Linked DNA regions of Homo sapiens: region 2 is linked to region 1. Evidence: chromatin loops called from intact Hi-C (ENCODE). Cell type or tissue: HepG2. All regions are shown on one strand. Links, peaks and the distances in the headings refer to the core of each region. The heading gives the core; the rest is flanking DNA. Region 1 has its middle 69 kb from the start of TULP4. Region 2 overlaps TULP4 (TUB like protein 4).

What was found. Hi-C counts contacts between places; a loop is a spot of excess contacts. Peaks named below come from ENCODE experiments on the same cell type or tissue, not always from the same donor. Only the 100,000 strongest peaks of a DNase experiment are listed, where the experiment ranks them.
Region 2: it touches region 1 in a loop (2.7-fold over the local background); 12 of 110 quality-filtered maps call a loop at or near these places.

Annotation. Positions count from the first base shown.
Region 1 is chr6:158,238,972-158,247,302 of GRCh38, forward strand. It overlaps a transcript of TULP4 not described here and the pseudogene SRP72P2. Among named protein-coding and RNA genes, the nearest start is that of TULP4, 69 kb to the right of the region's middle. RefSeq lists enhancers at 3,262-3,371, 3,482-3,551, 3,952-4,001. In HepG2, for the core only: no CTCF peak of the experiment used is centred there; a DNase peak (open chromatin) is centred at 3,770.
Region 2 is chr6:158,391,499-158,399,829 of GRCh38, forward strand. All of the region lies in intron 1 of TULP4 (TUB like protein 4), which reads left to right. Among named protein-coding and RNA genes, the nearest start is that of SNORA116, 73 kb to the left of the region's middle. In HepG2, for the core only: no CTCF peak of the experiment used is centred there; a DNase peak (open chromatin) is centred at 4,853.

The sequences.
Region 1 (8,331 bases), core at 303-8,302:
CAGAGGGGCTCCTCACTTCCCAGTAGGGGTGGCCGGGCAGAGGCGCCCCTCACCTCCCGGACGAGGCGGCTGGCCGGGCGGGGGGCTGACCCCCCCACCTCCCTCCCGGACGGGGCGGCTGGCCGGGCAGAGGGGCTCCTCACTTCCCAGTAGGGGCGGCCGGGCAGAGGCGCCCCTCACCTCCCGGACGAGGCGGCTGGCCGGGCGGGGGGCTGACCCCCCCCACCTCCCTCCCGGACGGGACGGCTGGCCGGGCGGGGGGCTGACCCCCCCACCTCCCTCCCGGACCGGGCGGCTGGCCGGGCAGAGGGGCTCCTCACTTCCCAGTAGGGGCGGCCGGGCAGAGGCGCCCCTCACCTCCCGGACGGGGCGGCTGGCCGGGCAGGGGGGCTGACACCCCCCACCTCCCTCCCGGACGGGGCGGCTGGCCGGGCGGGGGGCTGACCCCCCCACCTCCCTCCCGGACGGGGCGGCTGGCCGGGTGGGGGGCTGACCCCCCCACCTCCCTCCCGGACGGGGAGGCTGGCCGGGCAGAGGGGCTCCTCACTTCCCAGTAAGGGCAGCCGGGCAGAGGCGCCCCTCACCTCCCGGACGGGGCGGCTGGCCGGGCAGGGGGGCTGACCCCCCCCACCTCCCTCCCGGACGGGGCGGCTGGCCGGGTGGGGGGCTGACCCCCCCACCTCCCTCCCGGACCGGGCGGCTGGCCGGGCAGAGGGGCTCCTCACTTCCCAGTAGGGGCGGCCGGGCAGAGGCGCCCCTCACCTCCCAGACGGGGCGGCTGGCCGGGCGGAGGGCTGACCCCCCCACCTCCCTCCCGGACAGGGCGGCTGGCCGGGCGGGGGGCTGACCCCCCCACCTCCCTCCCGGACGGGGCGGCTGGCCGGGCAGAGGGGCTCCTCACTTCCCAGTAGGGGCGGCCGGGCAGAGGCGCCCCTCACCTCCCGGACGGGGCGGCTGGCCGGGCAGGGGGGCTGACCCCCCCCACCTCCCTCCCGGACGGGGCGGCTGGCTGGGCGGGGGGCTGACCCCCCCACCTCCCTCCCGGACGGGGCGGCTGGCCGGGCGGGGGGCTGACCCCCCCACCTCCCTCCCGGACGGGGCGGCTGGCCGGGCAGAGGGGCTCCTCACTTCCCAGTAGGGGCGGCCGGGCAGAGGCGCCCCTCACCTCCCAGACGGGGCGGCTGGCCGGGCGGAGGGCTGTCCCCCCCACCTCCCTCCCGGACAGGGCGGCTGGCCGGGCGGGGGGCTGACCCCCCCACCTCCCTCCCGGACGGGGCGGCTGGCCGGGCAGAGGGGCTCCTCACTTCCCAGTAGGGGTGGCCGGGCAGAGGCGCCCCTCACCTCCCGGACGGGGCGGCTGGCCGGGCGGGGGGCTGACTCCCCCACCTCCCTCCCGGACCGGGCGGCTGGCCGGGCAGAGGGGCTCCTCACTTCCCAGTAGGGGCGGCCGGGCAGAGGCGCCCCTCACCTCCCAGACGGGGCGGCTGGCTGGGCGGAAGGCTGACCCCCCCACCTCCCTCCCGGACAGGGCGGCTGGCCGGGCGGGGGGCTGACCCCCCCACCTCCCTCCCGGACGGGGGCGGCTGGCCGGGCAGAGGGGCTCCTCACTTCCCAGTAGGGGCGGCCGGGCAGAGGCGCCCCTCACCTCCCAGACGGGGCGGCTGGCCGGGTGGAGGCTGACCCCCCCACCTCCCTCCCAGACGGGGCAGCTGGCCAGGCGGGGGGCTGACCCCCCCCACCTCCCTCCCGGACGGGGCGGCTGGCCGGGCGGGGGGCTGACCCCCCCACCTCCCTCCCGGTCGGCACGGCTGGCCAGGCGGGGGGCTGAACCCCCCACCTCCCTCCCGGATGGCATGGCTGGCTGGGCGGGGGGGCTGACCCCCCACCTCCCTCCCGGACGGGGTGGCTGCCGGGCGGAGACGCTCCTCACTTCCCAGATCGGGTGGCTGCCGGGCGGAGAGGCTCCTCACTTCTCAGTCAGGGCAGCTGCCGGGCGGAGGGGCTCCTCACTTCTCAGACGGGGTGGTTGCCAGGCAGAGGGTCTCCTCACTTCTCAGATGGGGCGGCCGGGTAGAGACGCTCCTCACCTCCCAGACGGGGTCTCGGCCGGGCAGAGGCGCTCCTCACGTCCCAGAGGGGGCGGCGGGGCAGAGGCGCTCCCCACATCTCAGACGATGGGCGGCCGGGCAGAGACGCTCCTCACTTCCTAGATGTGATGGCGGCTGGGAAGAGGCGCTCCTCACTTCCTAGATGGGATGGCGGCCGGGCGGAGACGCTCCTCACTTTCCAGACTGGGCAGCCAGGCAGAGGGGCTCCTCACATCCCAGATGATGGGCGGCCAGGCAGACACTCCTCACTTCCCAGACGGGGTGGCGGCCGGGCAGAGGCTGCAATCTCGGCACTTTGGGAGGCCAAGGCAGGCGGCTGGGAGGTGTAGGTTGTAGTGAGCTGAGATCACGCCACTGCACTCCAGCCTGGGCACCATTGAGCACTGAGTGAACGAGACTCCGTCTGCAATCCCGGCACCTCGGGAGGCCAAGGCTGGCGGATCACTCGCGGTTAGGGGCTGGAGACCGCCCGGCCAATACAGCGAAACCCCGTCTCCACCAAAACCAGTCAGGCGTGAAATTGTTTTTTTTTTGAGATGGTGTCTCGCTCTGTCACCCAGGCTGGAGTGCAGTGGCGTGACCTTGGCTCACCGCAACCTCTGCGTCTCTGGTTCAAGCGATTCTTCTGCCTCAGCCTCCCGAGTAGCCGGGACTACAGGCACGCACCATCACGCCCAGCTAATTTTTGTATTTTTAGTAGAGACGGGGTTTTACCGTATTGGCCAGGCTGGTCTCGAACTCCTGACCTTGTGATCTGCCTGCCTCCGCCTCCCAAAGTGCTGGGATTACAGGCATGAGCCACCGCGCCAGGCCAGCTTTGTTAAATTCTATAGCTTGTAGTTGTTTCTTGGAAAGCTTAAACTCTACTCTTTCCGCATTGGTTAATTTCACTTTCTTCTTGGAGTCAAAGACATTTTGGTCCTTGTTAATGGTAATGATGTTATTTGCAATTACATCTAGTAACCCTACATCCGTTGGTTTTAGTAGTAGTATTTGATTGTAAAGTTGCAGAGCCTCCTCTGTTTGACCCTGAAGCTGCAGAATATAGGCCATCTGACCATAAGTGATGGCCAGTCCTGCCTGTGGGTCTTCCTCAGTCTCATCAGTGTCTTCTGATAATGAATGGTGGCAAAGACCTTCAGCTTTTTGTAGGATGTTCATGGCCTGGTTCAGCTGGCCGTGGTCTATCAGTGCACATGCAGTGTTTAGCACAGCTCATGTGTGCCTTCTTGGAAGCCCAGGCTCTCTGGAGCCACTTTTTCCCAATTGCTTTGAGCTGCAACAACTGCTGAAGGGTTTGTTTTCCTCTCCTCATCATAAGCATCGTGGGAGTTTCGGACGAGATCTCTTTATGCCACTAAGCATTCATCATAGTGTTCCAAACGGTGTAACACTTATCCATAAAGCTCCTTCAGTTTGTCTGTCTGCCGGTTGGTACTTTCTACTGTCTTCAAGACATTCTCAATTCTGTTGAGCCTGTACTCGCAATATGCCTTTTCAAAGGAGAGAGAGTTATTGGCTAACAGTTTGGTGCAAGTATTGATGACATTCAAGGCTTCTCTGAAACTTCCTTTCTGGATAAGGCATATCACTTTACAATGCAGGCCAGTTACATCATCTTTGTGGATCTGCAGTATCTTATTGACAGGCTTGAGAGCACACAGGAAGTTGCTGTTCTGGCCGTACCGGTTCACTTCACTCCACACAGCACAGGCACTGAAACTCCACCCTGCTGCTCACTGTCGCCCAGGCTGGAGTGCAGTGGCGCAATCTTGGCTCACTGCAACCTTCGCCTCCCGGGTTCAAGTGATTCTCCTTGCCCCAGCTTCCCAAGTAGCTGGGATTACAGGTGCCCACCACAACACCCGGCTAATTTTTTTGTTGTTTTTAGTAGAGACAGGGTTTCACTATGTTGGCTAGGCTGGTCTCGAACTCCTGACTTCGTGATCCGCCCGCCTCGGCCTCCCAAAGTGCTGGGATTGCAGACGTGAGCCACCGCACCCGGCCTATCATGGAAATTTTAAAACATTGCTAACAGTGGAGACTGGTGTAATAAAGCACTGTATCTTGCCCAGCTTTGGCAATTTTAAAACGTTACCAGTTTTGTTTGAGCAATACCTCTCACGTCCCTCCACTTGGATTATTTTAAAGCAAATCAAGCTGTCATATAATTTTGTCTGTAAATATTTTAGTACATGTCTCCAAAAGAAAAAGACCCCTTAAAATAATTACAATACTATTATCTTACCTTAAAAATTTTTTCTTAGTATCATCAGATATCCAATCAATACTCCTTGACTGCAGTATATATTTGTGTGTATGTATGTGTGTGTATGGGCGTGTACGTGTGTGTGTGTGTGTTTATATCATATCATATATATATATATGATTGTTTGAATTAAGATGCAAATAAGGTCCATACATTGCAGTTGGATGGTTTAAAGTCTCTTTTAACCTATAGGTTCTCTATCTTTTTTTTTCTTTGCAACTCTTTATTGAAGAAACTGAATTTTATTCTTTGCATCCTTGTAATGTAAAATATGTTATTTTATTTCTTGTGTTTCCTGTACATTGGTAGTTCATTGTAGAGGCTAAATCAAAAGAATCCAATTTTATTTTTTTGTGAGGGCAGGATTATTTTCATCAGGAAGTCTTCTTTCTTTCTTTTTGTGATACTAGCAACCATTCTTGAATGTTAACTTGGTCTATGAGTTCAGGAGGGATTACAATATGGTTACATCCTGTCATTTAGTTATTAGCTGAAATAGGTGTGTGTGTGTGTGTGTGTGTGTGTGTGTGTGTGTGTGTAGAAATTCTCCTTTGTCAATTATTTGGTTACCTTGAGGTATAGAGTGTATAGGAAGGGTTTGAAAAGTGTCTGATTATTTCCCTTGATTTACCAGTTTTCAAAGTTATGATTTGGTCCCCTAGCATCCTCCAGTGGTGATGGTTGAGGGTTTTAAATTTTTTCGCATAACATTATGAACGCCTATTTTAGCATACGTGGTGTGTTTCAGTCCATTGCAGTTACTGTCCTTTCGATGCTCAAATTGCTCCCTCTTTGGGCAGTGTAGGCTTATTTAGGCTGGCACCTGAGTCCTTCTGACACGTCTCTAGTAATCTCATAGCTTCCTTGCTTTACGATATGATGAGATGTTTCAGGTTCGTCCTGTATACTTTCTGTTTCAGACATGAAATCAGAGCAGACCATTTTTAAAAGAAAAAAAACCTAAATGTGCAATAAACAAAATGTTCAGTTTTACTAGTCATTAAATAAATAGAATTCAGAGCTAAAGTAGATACCATTTGTTGTGGACTGAGTGTTTGAGTCCCCCTACCCCCGTTCATATGTTGAAGCCCTAAGTCCCAATGTGATAGTATTTGGAAGTGGGGTCTGTAGGAGGTAATTAAGGTTAGATGAGGTCATGAGTGTGGGGCCTTCATATGGGCTTAGTGTCCTTAGAAGAAGAGACACCAGGAGGCTTGCTTTTTTTCTCCCCATGTGAGCACACAGCAGGATGGCAGCTGCCTACAAGGGAGGAAAAAAAGCCTGAGAATGAAACCTACCTTGCTGGTACCTTGATCTTAGACTTTTAGCCTCCAGAACTTCGAGAAATAAATTTCTGTTGTGGCCGGGCATGGTGGCTCATGCCTGTAGTCCTAGCACTTTGGGAGGCTGAGGTGAGACGATCACTTGAGCACAGGAGTTTGAGACCAGCCTGGGCAACATAGCGAGACTTTGTCTCTATTTATTTATTTTTTATTTAAATAATAATAAAAAAACTAAAAACATAAAAGAAACAAAATAAATTTCTGTTGTTTAAGCCACTCAGTTTATGGTTTTATCGCAGCCTGAGCAGACTTAAGACAGCATTTTTCAGTGATTATGTTGGCAATATAATTTAGACACAATTTTTTTATTTTTTTGGAGACAGGGTCTTACTTTGTCACCCAGGCTGGAGTGCAGTGGTGCGATCATGCTTACTGCAGCCTGGCCTCCCAGGTTCAAGCAATCCTCCTCCCTTAGCCTTCTGAGTAGCTGGGACTACGGGCACATATCACCACACCTGGTCAATTAAATTTTTTTTTTTTTTTTTTAGGGATGAAGCCTCACTATGTTGCCCAGGCTGGTCTTGAACTCCTGGGCTCAAGGGATCCTCCTGCCTTGCCCTCCCGAAGTGTTGGGGTTACAGGTGTGAGCCACCGCACCCGGCCTAGACCCAATTTAGTCCTTTATGGATTTGAAATGATTTGGTAAAGTTTAATATAAAGTATCATGTTATGATGACTTCTGCTGTTCCTTCTCTTGCTGATCTTATTATTTGGGCATCTCCTGGTGTGGAAAGGGAATGATAAGGATGATGGTAATTCTCGGTGCTGGTGCAGATGAAGGGAGGTATGTCCTCTCAGATAGCCTATGTAGACATTGATGCACTCAGTCCAGATAGCTGCTGTTAGATATCACAATGCAAAGTGTGCATAGCCTTCTACCCAGAAAGTCCACATTTAGTAGGAATTTATTCTGAAGAAATAGTAGGAAATGTTAGAACAGATATATGTACATAGTAAAGAATAGGAAATAACCTTAGACAAGGAATTATTTAAATGGATTATATTACCTTCCTTGCATGCAGCCATTGAAAGTGATGACATGCATTTATAGCAACCAATCTGGGAAGGTACCCATAATATTGAGTGAAAAAGATAGGTTACATAAACATAGGCACAGCACTTGGAAACATATAGGCACAGAAGATGCTGAACAACTAGGCTTTGAAGGCTGAGCCGAGAGGATCTAAGCTCCAGAAACCACCTAATAGATGTTTGTTTAGGTAACCATGGTCTCAAAGACTGCACCAACTGGTTTAATTCTCCTGTCATAAGATTCAAATTTCCTGGACTGAGCATATGATTGACCGTGAGTAATTTGCCTACCCCTTAGGGGTGTGTGTGTGTGTGTGTGTGTGTGTGTGTGTGTGTGTGTATTGTTCTCAATTGAGATTTCTATAAAGACCATATAGAATGGGGACGGACTCACAAGGAGAGTTGAGGTTATTTTAACTAAAGAAAGGGGAAGACATTCCAGGAAGACAAGGAGATAGATGCTCACTACCTATTTAGCTAAAATTAAATACATCTGGGCCGGGCATGGTGGCTCATGCCTGTAATCCCAGCACTTTGGGAGGCTGAGGTGGGTGGATTACGAGGTCAGGAGATCGAGACCACGGTGAAACCCAGTCTCTACTAAAAATACAAAAAAGGATTAGCCGGGCGTGGTGGCAGGCGCCTGTAGTCCCAGCTACTCAGGAGGCTGAGGCAGGAGAATGGCGTGAACCCAGGAGGCGGAGCTTGCAGTGAGCTGAGATCGCACCACTGCACTCCAGCCTGGGCGACAAAGTGAGACTCCATCTCAAAAAAAAAAAAAAAATTAAATACATTATTTGCTCAGAAACATTAATCACATCTCTATAAAATGACTGCAAACTCTGATAAATAAATGCTTTCTTTTCCTTTTAACCATCTCTTTACCATGGTAGGATCTATACCAGTGAGTCAGCTCTACTTGGTTTCTTGCTTTCATAGAATATAATTGGTGAAAATTAAAATTTTGAATTCATGGATTTAAAAATTTATGCCCTTTTTCCTTTTAAATATGGCTAATTTAGAATCAGTTATTTTTTCTAATGTAAGCAGAAATAACAGTCTCTATACTTATGTGGTGTCAAGGATACTCACCCGTGAGATAAAGAGTATTTTAAGAATAGAATTGAAATGTAGTATTTATGGAAAGCTCCAACAGTAATGGTGTGGTAGGTTATAGAGTGTAGGAAGTTATTCTGTAGGTGTGCAGCAGTGCTGTGCAGAGGATATAGATTTATTTGAACATCTTTCTCACTGTTATTATTTTTAATCAGAAACACAATTAGAGTCAAAATGGATTTGAGAGAGCTTTGCAAAAGATACACACTATAATGTAAGATACTGATTTCTCACTTTTTAAAAATTAAAGACTCAATTTAGACTGTAATGGATGGGAAAGGATTTGGAAACATGTTACATGGGGTATTAGGTTATTACCATTATTTCTACTGTTTCTTCCTTTTGTAGTTTTAACATGTATCCCAGTTTGTAATGGGCATATTAGATCCCCTGGGATAAAGTGCTTGTAGAGTCTAATCTATTAATGTCTGGTTAAGTCTAAGAATTTGATCCTTTAAGTCAA
Region 2 (8,331 bases), core at 95-8,094, 150 kb after region 1:
AAAGTTGGTGACTAATTTTTAAAGTATTTTTCTCTTAGCAGTGACATTTTTCACTAAGACAAAATTTAAAATAGACTGGGCAGTCTGAGTGGCAGGGGCTTTCAAATGACGTTTCATACCTAGTGTCATAAACATGGAATCCCTCAATTAAGGAGAATGAATTGTGAATAGGGACGGGCTACTTTGGTACATGCCACCTGTTTGCTTACTGCTGTATTTGAAGACAGAAGTTTTATCATGTCTTTGCTAGCATCAGATATGGCTGTTATATCTTACAATAACTTTGTGTTGTTATTGTCATTCATTTTACTTATGGAGAGCCACCTAATGTTACCTCTAGTGGCTAAGCATGCTTTCCTCTGAGATGTAAGGAAGCCACACCAGAGCTGGTCTTTTCTGCTTTGCTCACTTCTTTTTTCTTAGTGCCTGGAATGTGGCAGGCACTTAGTAAATAATGTTAAATGTTATGAAGTATATTAGTCCATTTTCACGCTGTTAAATGAATGAAATGTATTAGTTCATTTTCATGCTGCTGAAAACGAAAGACATACCCTAGACTGGGCAGTTTACAAAAGAAAGGTTTAATGGACTTACCATTCCACATGGCTAGGGAGGCCTCACAATCACAGCAGAAGGCAAGGAGGAGCAAGTCATGTCTTACATGGATGGCAGCAAGCAAAGAGAGAGAGCTTGTGCAGGGGAACTAATCTTTTTAAAACCATCAGATCTCATGAGACTTATTCACTATCACGACAACAGCATGGGAAAGAAGTGCCCCCATGATTCTGCCCCCATGATTCTGTTACCTCCCACTAGGTCCCTCCCACAACACGTGGGAATTCAAGATGAGATTTGGGTGGAGACACAGCCAAACCACATCATGAAGTAACAGAATATTTGCCTACCTGTAGCTTATGCAAATAGGAATTTGAATCACATAATAGGAAGCCCAGAGGCAGGTGGCTGCTACCATTTGTCATAAGCTCAAGGCAGCATCTCTGATTCTCCCGGCTTTTTTCTCATAATCACAAGATGACTGCCATAGCTCGACCATAGTGTTAAAGGCAGGAGAAAGCAGGATAGGGTGGTGTCAGCAGATATCTGCTCACATCTCAGGGGCCAGCCTCAGGTCACACAGCTGATGCTGACTACAAGGGGTGGAAATCAGCAGAGGCAGACGAAGGGGATTTTGAGGGGACTATGGCGGCTGAGTGGTGAAGCATTTTGGGATTGAATGCTGGGTACACCGCCACCTTCCTACACTGCCACTGTACCTATTGTTTAAATTTGTATTTCTTTTTTTTTTTTTTTTTTTTTTTTTGAGATGGAGTCTCGCTCCATTGCCAGGCTGGAGTGCAGTGGCGTGATCTCGGCTTGCTGCAACCTCCACCTTCTGGGTTCAAGCGATTCTCCTGCCTCAGCCTCCTGAATAGCTAGGATTACAGGCACTCCAGCCTGGGTGACAGAGTGAGACTCTGTCTGTATTTAAAAAAAAAAAAAAAATCAACAACAAGTGAGTTACTTCCAAGATACAGTGGGGGTACATTTATTGGGTAAATGCTCTTGATCCAAATGGGAAAAATTGGCCAAAACAAAGGGGCTACAGGCCCCATGCAAGACTGAAACCCAGCAGAACAGCCATTAAATCTTAAAGCTCCAAAATAATCTCCTTTGACTCCATGTCTCATATCCAGGGCATGCTGATGCAAGAGGTGGGCTCCCAAGGCTTTGGGCAGGTCTGCCCCTGTGGCTCTGTAGGGTACAGCCCCCATGGCTGCTTTCATGGACTGGTGTTGAGTGTCTGTGGCTTTTTCAGGTACATGGTACAAGCTGTCGGTGGACCTACCATTCTGGGGTCTAGAGGATGGTGGCCCTCTTCTCACAGCTTCACCAGGCAGTGCCCCAGTGGGGACTCTGTGTGGGCTCCAACCCCACATTTCCCCTCACATTGCCTTAGTAAAGGTTCTCCATAAGGGCTCCACTCCTGCAGCAGACTTCTCCCTGGACATCCAGGCATTTCCATACATCCTCTGAAATCTAGGCAGAGGTTTCCAGACCTCAACTATTGCCTTCTGTGCACCCATAGGCCCAACATCATATAGAAGCTACTGAGGCTTTGGGCTTGTTCCCTCTGAAGCAACAGCCTGAGCTGTACCTTGGCCCCTTTTAGCTACAACTGGAGCTAGAGCGGCTGGGACACAGGGTGCCATGTCGTAAGGCTGCACAGAGCAGCAGGGACCCTGGGCCCAGCCCACTAATTCATTTTTTCTTCCTAGGCCTCCAGAGCTGTGATAGGACGGGCTGCAGGGAAAATATCTGAAATGACCTGGAGACATTTTCCCCATCGTCTTGGCGATTAACATTCAGCTCCTCTTTACTTATGCAAATTTCTATAGCTGGCAGCTTGAATTTCTCCCCAGAAAATGGGTTTTTCCTTTCTACCACATGGCCAGACTGCAATTTTTCCAAACTTTTATGCTCTGCTTCCCTTTTAAACATAAGTTCCATTTTCAGACCATCTTTTTATGAACACATATGACTTCATGCTGTTAGGAGCAGCCAGGCTACATCTTGACTGCTTTGCTGCTTAGAAATTTCTTCTGGCAGATACCCTAATCATCTCTCTCAAGTTCAAAGTTCCACAGTTCCCTAGAGCAGAGGCACAATGCCTCCAGTCTCTTTGCTAAAGCATAGCAAGAGTTACCTTTGCTCCATTTCCCAGTAAGTTCTTCATCTCCATCTGAGACAACCTCAGCCTGGATTTTATTGTCGGTATCACTATCAGCATTTTGGTTAAAACTGTTGAGCAAGTCTCTAGGAAGTTCCAAACTTTCCCACAATCCTCCTGTCTTCTGAGCCCTCCAAACTGTTCTAACCTTTGCCTATTACCCAGTTTCGAAGTCGCTTCCACATTTTCAGGTATCTTCATAGCAATGCCCCACTCCTGGTACCGATTTTCTGTATTACTTCCATTGTTATACTGCTATAAAGAACTACCTGCATGGCTGGGCGCGGTGGCTCACACCTGTAATCCCAGCACTTTGGAAGGCTGAGGCGGGCAGATCACGAAGTCAGGAGATCGAGACCATCCTGGCTAACATGGTGAAACCCTGTCTCTACTAAAAATACAAAAAAAAAATTAGCCGGACGTGGTGGCGGGCGCCTGTAGTCCCAGCTGCTTGGGAGGCTGAGGCAGGAGAATGGCGTGAACCCGGGAGGCGGAGCTTGCAGTGAACCCAGATTGTGCTACTGCACTCCAGCCTGGGCAACTGAGCAAGGCTCTGTCTCAAAAAAAAAAAAAAAAAAAAAAAAAAAAGGAACTACCTGAGGCAGGGTAATTTATGAAGAAAAGAGATTTAATTGCCTCACAATTCCACAGGCTTAATAGGAAGGATGACTGGGAGGCCTCAGGATACTTGAAATCATGCAGTTGGAAGGCAAAGGGGAAGGAAGGTTCTTCACATGGTGGTAGAAGAGAGAGACCCAAGCAGGAAGTGCCACACACTTTTAAATCATCAGATCTCGTGAGAACTCACTGTCATGGGAACAGCAAGAGGGAAATCCGCCCCCATGATCCAGTCACCTCCCACCAGGTCCCTCCTCCAATTTGACATGAGATTTGGGCGGGGACACAAATCCAAATCATATCAGGGGATTACATTTCATCATGAGTTTTGGAGGGGACAAATATTCAAACCATACCATCCCATGTTTCCCTGGGTTGATCTGTAAAATTTCAGCAGTGATTCCAGTGGCTCACTCCTTGGAACAGTCACTGTCAGTAGAAGTATGGAAGACCTGGCCGGGCACGGTGGCTCATGCCTGTAATCCCAGCACTTTGGGAGGCTGAGGCAGGCGGATCACCTAAGGTCGGGAGTTTGAGACCAGCCTGACCAGCATGGAGAAACCCCATCTCTACTAAAAATACAAAAATTAGCTGGGCATGGTGGTACTTGCCTGTAATCCCAGCTACTCAGGAGGCTGAGGCAGGAGAATCGCTTGAACCTGGGAGGCGGAGGTTGTGGTGAGCTGAGAGCGTGCCATTTCACTCCAGCCTGGGCAACAAGAGCAAAACTCTGTCTAAAAAAAAAAAAAAAAGGAAGACCTGATTGGCTGGCCTGAGTCATAGTCCTCCATGTAGCTGGCTGGCCCTGAGGTAAAGTGATGGGCGGGGGGGGGGTCATGGCAGAAGCACCTGGGATGGACTAGGGGTCACTGTTTCTGTTGTGGAAGCCAAGAGTGGGAACATGTGGAAACAACGAGTGTCTACCACAGACCTAAATTTATGCAGTTCTAGTTGAGCCTGTTTTTCTTTGATTTTTTTTTTTCCGTTGCCTCAAAGTTTAGAAGTCTGTCATTTTTCAAAGATGTACTACAATTCTGTTTTATGCTGGATTTTGCTATGGTTTGGTATTTTTATACGTTGCACAGTCCTCCTAGAGTTAATATGAAATACGATGTCGAGTGAGTTAGTGTAATGCTAAGGGCCATGAGCTCTTGACCCAGATTGCCTGGCTCCACCATTTAACAGCTGTGATTATGAAATTTTCCTGTGCCTCAGTTTTCTCAGTGCTAAAAGTAGGGAAAATAGTTCCTGCTATTTTGAATAATCTTCGTAGTTCAATGAGAAAATATATGCAATAATGTTAGTAGAGAACCAAGCAGAGTGTTTGTACCTAGTAAATATTAGCTGCCATTATTATTATTGTTGTTCTTTGTATTTCCTCTCCCCAACCTCTATTCTCTCATGTCGAGGGCAGAACCCAGGTTGGCTCTTCTTTTTTGTCCTGCTCTCTTTGTCAGCTTGTCACTTGCATTCTCTCGGCTAGTATCACCCTTGCGTAAAAGCAATTCAGTCAGGCAATGAAGAAATATTTACACAGAGCTTAAACCGTGCGTGTTTTCTTTGAGGCAGTGGTCCATTTTATCAAATCAAATAAGTAACATAATCAACTTTTGGTTTCCTTACCTCAGGTGCAGTACTTTAAGAAGGTAGTGTGGAGGAAATAATATATATACAAGGAATTAATTAGTATGAAGTTGATCCTCAGAAAATATACCAAATGGACAGAATTTAATGTAGCATTCTCTAATTTTTATGTAATTACATATATGAAAGCATATAAATAATATATATTTTTAAAGTGTAAAATGCATAAAAAGAAGGTAAAACTCCATCATAACCCCACTTCCTAGAAATAACCAGTGTTTACAGATTGATGTCTCTTAGGCTGCTTTCTATACAGATACATACACATTGTAATATAACTTAAGATATTTCATTTAAATAGTCACAAGGAGGAAAGGTTTAACTTCCCTAAAGAAATGTATGTACTTTCCCCCCAAGTTCTGGCACTCGGAATCCCGAGAAATCGGTGGAGGCTATTCTGTGTAATCTGATGAGAGTGCAGCTGGAAGAGGCGGGCTGCGTGGTTTTACATGACATTAACTAGGGATGTGGGGAAGTGGATCATGATGAGATTGAATAGCTGATGCAGTTATGGAAGGTGAGAAGGTTTGCTCAGCAGGAGAGAGATTTTCAATAGTAAGGTGAATTTTAGGCAGAAACAGACAACCAGGTAGTGAGCAACCAGAGGGAATCCATGGGAAATGGCCCTGGAAGACCACCACCAGCAAGTGTCTGTCCATCTGACAGCAGTTTATGGAAACTCCCTTGAGTGAGGGGCAAGGGTCAGTCCTGGCCAGGGTCACAGGTACCTGCTGGAATCTGGGATGGAAGCATGTGGTCACTTGTGCTGTTACTCTGACTTGTCTAGTTCTCCCCTATCCAGGCACAGGATACCATCACACTTCTCCTTTCCTGTCAGGTTAGATGTTTTTAGCTAATTGGCCTTGTCCAATAGAGTATGCGTGGAGACCTTGTAAATCTCTGCCTGAGTGTCCATTCTCCCTCTTCCTGGTACTGCAGAAGAGGTACTAGAGCAAGTCTGTCCAACCTGTGGGCCTCATGCAGCCCAACACAAATTCGTAAACTTTCTTAAAACATTGAGTTTTTTTTGCAATTTTTTTTTTTTAGGTCATCAGCTATTGTTAGGTGTTTTGTTTGTTTGTTTGTTTGTTTTTTGTCATCAGCTATTGTTTTTGATGTGTGGCCCAAGACAATTCTTCTTCCAGTGTGGCCCAGGGAAACCAAAAGATTGGACACCCCTGTACTAAAGGCTCTCCCACTCATGTGCCTGAGTGAAGATAGTGTAGAACAGAGCCTCAGCCGGCCCACGTGGCCGTGAAGCATGATTAAAAAATAAGCCTTGGCTATTTTAAGCCAGTGAGATCTGGGGCATTGTTTGTCATTGCAGCAAAACATAGCCTCTTCGTGATTGATAGTGGTGTCATCCTTTAGCCTCAACCCTGCAAAACCAATTTACCTGTTCCTGGGGCTGGTATGAGTTACAGGTGAGCTGGGCCAAGGTGAAATTCTGATGTAGCTTCTGTAGATTGGCAATCTTAAGCTCCTACCTAATTGAAAATAGTAGGTTTATTTTGGTATATAAAATATATTAATGGCCTCCTATTTTTTCATATATTATGGAAATTTGAAAGTAAAAAGGCTGAAAACAGGATAGATACAGATGTTTTGTAAGGCAGTGAGGACAGCACCATAAAACAATAGGTCTGTGCTGGGCCTTTCTCCCATAGACACTAGCAGTGCAGGGCTGATGCCTCAGGTACCTGGTGCCCCCAGCATACCAGCCATAGGCCTTTTGCCTCTTTCAGCGGGTACTGTGGCTGATACTTTTGGAACCCACAGTCATTAGTCTATCTGTGTACTATAAATCCCCTAGTACATACAAGGTGTGGGAAGAGATTTAGCAGTTCTCCAAACCAAGCTACCAACCAGAGCAAGCAGGCTCCTGTTGGCTAGTTCACAATGTCCCCCCTTTCCCCCTCCTCCTCACCCACCCACTGTGATCTCTGGAGTAAGCTCCAGCCCTCACCCAGTTCACTACCCTTAAGGAGTGAGCCCTATGAGGAAGGAGCATGGGCACTTACTCTGTCCACTGGGGTTTTGAAGGCCTCCACCTCACGATGAAGTCAGAGGATGCTTCTGTTTAGCACTGGCCTGCATTGCTGCAAATGCCAGCCTTTCCCTTCTTACTAATTTTTAAAAAAGACTTTCTGAGGTGGAGGAGGTGGTCATAGGAGACAGCAGCTTAGTATAATTAGTTAAGGTGGAAAGGCAATTTGTACAAAATTCAATTGTTCTTCTGTAAGAACCACCACTATAGATTCAATAAAACTGTTTTCCATTAATAGAATTTTCTTATCTTTAAATGCCTTGACAAAATTACAAAACCAATGTGACCTCTCAGTGTACTGGTATTTGCTTTGTTTTGGTAAAATGACTTTGCCACTCCCTAAGTGACAAGCCAGTGTATTAGTCTGAGGTGCGGGTTATTTTTCTCTTAGAGTTGTCAGACATTTTCTGAGGGAGAAAGAGCCTGGATTTGTGTGTGTATGTGTGTGAACGTTGTGTGGATACAGGTGTATGCAACTGCCAGTAACTTCCTTTTACAGGGATTGATGTTTTCACTTATAAAATAGATGCTTTTCTCTGCCTCAGTTTTGCAGCTATATAGATTAAATCCTAATGTAGTGAGGAGTCTGAAGATTGGTAGTTTATTTTAGGACTTTTGAAGTAATAGAAAAAAGGGCAGAGGCAAGAATTGTTGTTTCTAGGCAGTGAATGACCTTATGGGCTTATCTTGCTAACCCTTGGCAGTTTTCATCTCACTTGTTTTTACAGATGCTGAACAGCTAATCCAGTGACCTGAGGAAGGAAGCACTTGCCATTCATCCTCAGCTGAGTTCTGTTTCAGCATTTTACATGATGTTACAGCCAATGATTTGGACTTTTAGTTCTCCTTTAGTTCATTGCCTTGAAAACTTCAATGTGTATGTGAAATACCTGTTCACATGCAGGTCCTGATTCACTGGAACTGGAGTAGAGCCTGAAGTTCTGCATTTTAACAAGCTCGCAGGTGCTGCTGCTAGTCCAAGGACCACACTTGAGTTAGAATCAGTGAAGTGTACTTACTGGTGGTGGTAAATGCTGGCCTCAGACCATACTGCCTGAGAGCATATTTCAAGTCCAGCTGCTGGGAGATCAGGCACTTCATATATGTGTACCTTTACGTAAAAAATAATCATACATAACGCTTATTGAATCTTTCTGTGTGCCAGACAGTTTTTGTTTTATTTCTCACAACCTCTCTATTTGTGGGTGAGACTTGCTCAAAGTCCCAAGTTAGTAGTTCCGCAGCCAGAATTCATACACATTTGTCTGACATCAGACCCCATCCTTGGAACTCT